Linked DNA regions of Homo sapiens: region 2 is linked to region 1. Evidence: chromatin contacts called from ENCODE Hi-C or POLR2A ChIA-PET data. All regions are on one chromosome and are shown on one strand. The core of a region is the stretch at or near the end of the contact, and the rest is flanking DNA. Distances in the headings are between cores, read along the strand shown. Region 1 holds the start of EPB41L3 (erythrocyte membrane protein band 4.1 like 3). Region 2 has its middle 40 kb from the start of EPB41L3.

Region 1 (3,370 bases), core at 600-3,099:
GCATATATGTCTCTAATACTCATACGCAACACTTTCTGACAGGAAATGCAGTTAATTCCCAAACATCCACTATTGGAACTGTCACCTTTATCTGTCACCTGAAAGACAATTCAGGCCCTCATTACCTCTGGTAACTGTCTTAATACCATAGTCTCCTCCGAACACCAACCTGGTATTTGCCCATCTGTTCTAGTCTTTGCAGAGCCATAAGATTAGTTTTCTTAAAACATTACTTAAGTCACACTTTCTTGCTCAAAATTTCCCAAAGCTACACATCTATAGAATATAGTCCCATAAACTCCATAGCAACATAGTAACTATAATTTTCCAACCTTCTCCCTCTTCAACATGAAAAAACCCTTCCACTCCAGCCAAGGAAATCAAATACCATCCTCCTTTCCTACCAAAGTCTTCCCTATTCTAGAAACCTGCGCCAAGTCTCCCCACGTCTCCGGGCCTCACTGACAGATCAGGCCCACTAATCTTTCCCAGAGGCACGTGTTCTGTATCTTGTCTTTGGCACCCAGTAGCAAATGCAATATTTTTGTGAATCCATTTTTTTCCCTCTTTTAATGAGTCCCTGAGCTCCTGGAGGGGCAACCGGATGATTTGGAGAAGGCTCTATTTTAAAAAAATTAATAACGTACAACATGAAAGGGATCTGATGTACAACACGAGGACTAGAGCTAAGAAGTGTCTTGTATTCAGGATTTTGCTAAATGAGTATATTATAGCTACTCTTGCCACAAGTAGAGGGGTGTTGGGGGAAATGCATAACTATGTGAGTTGATAGATATGCTAATGTGTTCCACTATAATAACCATTTTACTATATATGTATCTTATGTTGTATGCCTTAAATATACATACAATTTATTTTAAAAATTAAAAAAATTTAATATTTTATTTTCAATTTTTGTGGGTACATAGTATGTATATATGTTTATGGGGTACATGAGATGTTTTGATACAGGCATGCAATGTGTAATAATCACATCATGGAAAACAGGAAATCTATCCTTCAAGCATTATCATTGGTGTTACAATTCAATTATACTTTATTTTAAAATGTACAATCAAATTATTTTGACTATAGTCACCCTGTTGTGCTATCAGATGCTATGTCTTATTCACTCTATTCTTTTTGTGCCCATAAAAATATTTCTTAAATATCTTGGTTAGTCGGTTAGATCTTAAGATATTGTGAGATGACCAGGAGTTACTTCTTTCACTTACAAGTCAGTGAGCCACCTCCGCTCTTTAAAATCAAGGTAAATTTCGGTGGAAAGCTTTATAGATACTGGAGAGGACGGAGTAGCTGAGTTGCTGAAAAATGGGCGACTTCTCTTATCAAGCATTAATTCAGATCTTCTCTATTAACATGACTTGAAGACACCACCAACTTGATTTTATTTTCTTTCCAAAAAGAAAAAAAAAATACTGCAGTCCCTAGCCAATAAATAACTCACCTGAAGGTCAGGAACACCCTCTCCCTCCTTTCTCACAGGGGATGTCTGGGAGGGGAGAGGGGTCTGGAGAGGCCAGGCCATCATCTAAGTGGGAATAAAGGGCTAAAGCTATTGGCATTGGCAGCTGTCTCCAGGCGTCGTCCGCGGAGCCTGACCCTGCGCCAGGACGGAGGAGGCTGTGCCCATGTAACTGTCCTGAAGTACTGCGGTGGCCCCCTCCCCCGCGGCTGGGAGGGCAGGCAGGACGAGGTTGGCTTTCCTCGCACGGTCTCTGGGCGTGGGCCCCCGCCGCAGCTCCGCGGAGCCTCGGTGTCTCCTGCAACAGGGGGCGGGGGGAACAGCGGCGAGCAGCCCTGGGCTGCGGCTTCCTCCCCACGCCCGAGTCTCCTGCGCACCGCCGCCGAGGACGCGCGCCCGAGCCTAGTCCCCACGCCGCGGCGCGCCCGGGCTCCCTGCTGATCCCAGGTAACTTTTCCGCCTCTCGGAGTGGGGGACTGCGAGGGGGTCTCGGCTTTACGAGGTGCGGAGGAAGAGCCCGAGGCCTGGGGCGAGGCGCGCGGGACAGTGGGGCTGACGCGTGGCTTCGGCGCCGCGCGGTCTCCCGAATCCCGAGCCCCGCGCCCGGCGCGGCCGGGGTCCCCAACCGCCCTCCCGCTCGCCGGGACCCCCACCGGGCCGAGCCTGCGCGCCGCGCCCCCCGCCCGCTCCGCCCGCCGCGGCGCAGTAGTGGCTGGGCCGGCGCGCAGAGCCTGAGCCCCGGCCTCCGGCCTGGGGGCCTCCCTGGGATCCCTGGCCGAAGGGGCGACTCGGTCCCCGCGTCCCTTCTCCGCCAATTTGCACAAATCCCCCGCCCGGGGCGCCATGTTTTAAGTTGCCCCTCGGGCTGGGGGCGAGCGCGGGCCGGCCCCTCCCCCGGGGAGGTGCGGGGGACAGGGGGCGACACTGCGGCGCCGCCCGGGCGGGTGGCGGCTGGCGGGCCGCGGGAGGGGCCCTGCGCTCAGCGCGCGGCGGCAGCGGGCTCGTCCCGGGTGCAGGCGCGGGCGGGCGCAGCGCGGGGCCGATAAGGTGCGCTCCGCACAAAGCATCCCCGCTGGGCAGGGGGGCCGGCCGCTTTTATATAACTTGCCTCGTTCCCCAAACTGGGGCAGCGGCCCCCGGCCGGTGGGGGAGGAGGAGGGAGCGTCCAAGCGGGGTTGCCCTGGGCCTGGGCACCTGCCGGGGCCCCTCGCCTCTGGCACCCGGGCGCGGGAGCACGGGCGGGCCGGGGGCGCCTGGGTCGGCCTGCCGTGGCCCGGGGGCTCGGGGCGGCGCGACTCACCTGGCGCCCTCGGGGCCGCGATTCTCCTCGGGAGGTGTCTGCGAAGGCGGCTCTGCCGCGGTGGGGGTGGGGAGGCTAGGGCTTCGGACCGCTGGAGTTGGGGTCGCAGCCAGTTCCTGGCGAGTGTTTCCTGGCTGCTGCCGCAGGGGCTTGCTTTTTCGGATTTCCCCTCTAATCTCGCCGGACTTCTTCCCCTTCCCCCCCACGCCCGCCAAGTTCATGGCTTCTGCAATGCGGTGGGTGTGGTTACCTAGTAAATTGTAACTGTGGTCCCTTGCAATGAGAGTATTCTTTTCAATTTTCTTTTTATATTACGGATCTGAAGTTTTCTAGGGTTTTTCCGTTAGTTGCAGCCCAGGGTTAAAGTTGGTAGAGATTGTTGCGGAACAGAACAAATAGAATGATAAAGGAAACATGTGGTGTTAATTACTTGTGGAGGTTGGGCTGGGAGGTCCTGAGAGGGCCGGGCAGTCCTGCTAATGCAGTGCTTCCATTGCGTGTTTAAGTTGTTTCAGCTTTTTTACATTAGTCTCGCGGAATTGCTTTTGCAGATACCCTGCCTGTCCTTTTTGTTGAGGGGGGGT
Region 2 (3,370 bases), core at 482-2,981, 40 kb before region 1:
AAATATTTAAGATCTTAAGATCCTTATGTCTTATTCGAGTAGCAGTAACAAGTAGAGACACGATCACACATTAGCAATTGTTTTAGCACAGCTAAAACTCAACATCCACTTCTTGTAGCTTAGAAACACAGATTCCAATCAGAAAAATTGGAAGAACTCAAAGAGAGCAAAAGCTAAACTTCAACTGCAGAAGCTAGGCATGTTTATTTTCCTTTTTCTTTTAAATTTCAGTTTCTGAGTCTTCTTTCTTGAAAAGTATCAGACAATTCCTGAAGGGATTAAAAAGATCATTATGTTAATTTTTGGGAAACTGTACCTCCTCTACACAAGGCAACCATTGACTGAGACAGTAAGAGTCACACAGTCCTGCAATCCAATTTTCTGAGTCATCGTCTCATGCTGTATATTCATTTTTTTATTTAAGACAGTCTTCTCTTTGAAGCTGTATGCCTTTCGTTTCAATTTGCTACAGATTTTCACTTTGAATCAGATGAAATAATTTGATACTTTGGGATGTCTCACCATTGATGGTTGTAAGTTATTTTCATGTTATTTGTTGATTATAGTGGTAAAATTCTTCCCTTTGCAATAAAAAGAAGCATCAATTTTACTCAGAGAAGGTAACTAACATTTATTGAACATCTATTACGTGGCACAATCCTTTTATCTTTTTGTTTAGTCTTTTCTTCATACCTCATTTTATTCTACAAAGAATTTGGGGATAATTTTTGTCAATGGGTAACAAGCTTTAGAGCACCTATATACTGTAGGTACCACTAAATTCACATTACAGTTGAGGAAAAGGTTGGGAAAACTTAAGTAACTTTATAAAACTATGAAATGACCCATCTATTTATGTTAAAGCTTACTGTCTCCTTAATAAATACTAGATGATCTGCTAATGTTAAACTGAAACCATGAAAGCAACAAAATATGACTTTCACCACACATATTGAATGTTTCCAGATTACACTTGCTTCAGACGGGTTACGTTCTGTTGTAGCAAATCCATGCAAGGAATGTTGGATCTGCAGCATAGGCCCTAGCTGATCCTTAGGGATTTAATCTCAGAGGTAAAGGACCCAGCTATTGGCTGTCTTGGCTGTGCTCTTATATCCAGTGGCATTATGGGTAGAGAACCCATACATCAAAGGTGGAGCCCAGGTCAGAAACATGTTGGAGAAGCATTTAAGAATTATTTTCTAGGCCAGGCACAGAGGCTCACACCTGTAATCCTAGCACTTTGGGAGGCAGGCGGGTCATCTGAGGTTGAGGGTTCGAGACCAGCCTGACCAACATGGAGAAACCCTGTCTCTACTAAAAATACAAAATTAGCTTGGTGTGGTGGCGCATGCCTGTAATCCCAGCTACTCGGGAGGCTGAGGCAGGAGAATCGCATGAACCCGGGAGGCAGAGGTTGCGGTGAGCCGAGATCATGCCGTTGCACTCCAGCCTGGACAACAAGAGTGAAACTCCGAAAACAAATAAAAAAAATTATTTTCTAGACCCACGTCCCTTTAAATGGCTAACTTGAAAGTTTCAAAGGCATTTATCATCTGAAAAAAAAATATAGCTCTTCAATTTTAAGATGCTGTATGATTACCCCATCAATTTAATAACAGCATTTAAGGGGAAAAACACTATTGCATTAAATATATGAATCATTTTCACATCCTGATTTCAGACATGTTGACGTATTTGCAGAAAAGTACATGCTAGAAATGAGGAAATAAGAAGTTGCTCCTGGCATAATTTTCTGGAAGTAAACTTTTCCCCTTGCAGTCAGTTGAATCCAGATAATGTTCTGAAAAGAAAAAGGAAGGAAAACAATCAAAGCCTGTTGATTTTGAATTGTGCTACTCTTAATGACCTGTATAGACTGTGGTTCCGGTTAAAGAGTCATGACTGGGGCTGTGGGCTTTCTGGACAGGGAAGAGCTCTTGAATTAGGTAGACATGGATTAAAATTTGGACTCAGCCATGGGGTCACTGAACTTCTCCAGACTTCCTCTATGCAGTGAGTAGCAGAATGCCTATTTCACGAGGCCTTTGTGAAGTTTTGAAAACTACCATCTGTTGAGTACCTTGCCTAGTATCTGGCGGGCGGTAGGGACAGTTACTGTGTTCTATGACAGTTGTCTGACTGTCTCAGCCACCCTACCTGACAGTTAAAATAGTATAGTAAAAATAGTCACAGCATATTATTTTCCTGACTCATCTCTTCAGCTGCGTCTCAGAAATTCCAGAATCTTTCCAACGTTCTCCCACCTCTTTTCACCAACTTTTCCCCCACAGTGATGAGGGCTGATTCATCCGCAGGGTCCCTTCCATCACCCTATGGTAGCTGTTTCCCCAGCCCCTGCTGTGAAGTGATGTCTGCAGTGGCTCCTGAAAGTGGCTGCCCCCACTCCCGGGCATGCCTCACTGCCTCTGCTGACGCTCCAGCTTCTTAAGTTTGCACTGACACTATGTGACAGCCCCTGTCATTCCATGGGATATTTAAATTTTTATGAGAGGTTAAAATATTTACAGTGAAAATGACCACATAGATTCTACTTATAGCTCAGTCATAAACAATTTGTGTAGAATCAATAAGTCACTTAGCCATAGGGGACTCAGTTTCTTCCTTTCCAAAGTGGGAGCTAGAATAGCTCATTGCGTGAGTCCTTTCTAGCACTCATGTTCTCTGTGTTAAAATCATCATGGACCTTGTAAAAAATACCAAGTTTCATTTGTAATATTTAGAAAACATTAGTTTTAGAATATCCTTAAACATATACTGTTTAGCATTTAAAAAGTAAACATCTGTTTAACGTTGGGAGAAATTAAATTGTAGGCTCCAGATGTGGTTCAATTCTCTGTGGAGATAAATATTTAAATCACAGATCTCTAAGCAGCCTTGAGGCAGCTGCCAAGTTCTTGGTCCTCCCCCCACCCCATCTTCTTTCCTTTACCTGTTTTCTTCTAAGATGAGGATTGTGTGAAGCAGGCCCAGCTGCTCCGTTGTCTTCTCCTCTCCTGTGTTGGGCAGCTTTCTAGCCTGGTGTCATGTTACAGCCTCCTCACTGCATTTCCCAAGATATACCAGCAAAACGGAGTGACCAGGGAGCCCCACTGCCTTGAGATTCAATTTGAGAAAAAGCCTCTGTGGTCTTTGAATTCTAAATCTACTCGGGCTTTCTACTAAGATACCATAAAACAAATGTTTCTAGTTCGATGTAAAACGGAACATCCCAAACCTTTATTTATGTTCCTTTTCATCCTTTTGTGTGAAACCACAACATCTTAATCTTTTTTGTTTGTTTGTTTTTAAGACAGGGTCTCCCTCTGACACCCAGGCTGGAGAGCAGCGGTACAGTCATAGCTCACTG

What was found. Hi-C counts contacts between places; a loop is a spot of excess contacts on that map. ChIA-PET counts read pairs that join two places held with the same protein, here RNA polymerase II (POLR2A). Pooled maps may share reads with other maps.
Region 2: a loop to region 1 is called in a map of endothelial cell of umbilical vein, with 2.6 times the contacts of the local background. The contact joins the enhancer-like site here to the promoter of EPB41L3 in region 1. A Hi-C loop is called at or near these places in 1 of 168 maps with a recorded cell type or tissue (endothelial cell of umbilical vein) and 2 of 50 pooled maps. POLR2A ChIA-PET finds 5 or more read pairs at or near these places in 1 of 52 experiments (MCF 10A).

What each region holds. Positions count from the first base shown.
Region 1 is chr18:5,542,476-5,545,845 of GRCh38, reverse strand. It overlaps EPB41L3 (erythrocyte membrane protein band 4.1 like 3), which reads left to right and starts at 1,849. Exons shown (of 23, transcript NM_012307.5): 1 at 1,849-1,933. LOC107985145 (a long non-coding RNA gene) reads right to left here and starts at 3,017. Exons shown (of 4, transcript XR_007066440.1): 1 at 2,787-3,017; 2 at 1,469-1,552.
Region 2 is chr18:5,581,937-5,585,306 of GRCh38, reverse strand. It overlaps a transcript of EPB41L3 not described here. Among named protein-coding and RNA genes, the nearest start is that of EPB41L3, 40 kb to the right of the region's middle. Within about 2 kb of position 1,731, at least 4 of the 41 ENCODE cell types and tissues checked have a DNase peak (open chromatin) inside an H3K27ac peak, as active enhancers do; they include endothelial cell of umbilical vein, where a contact is called at or near this core.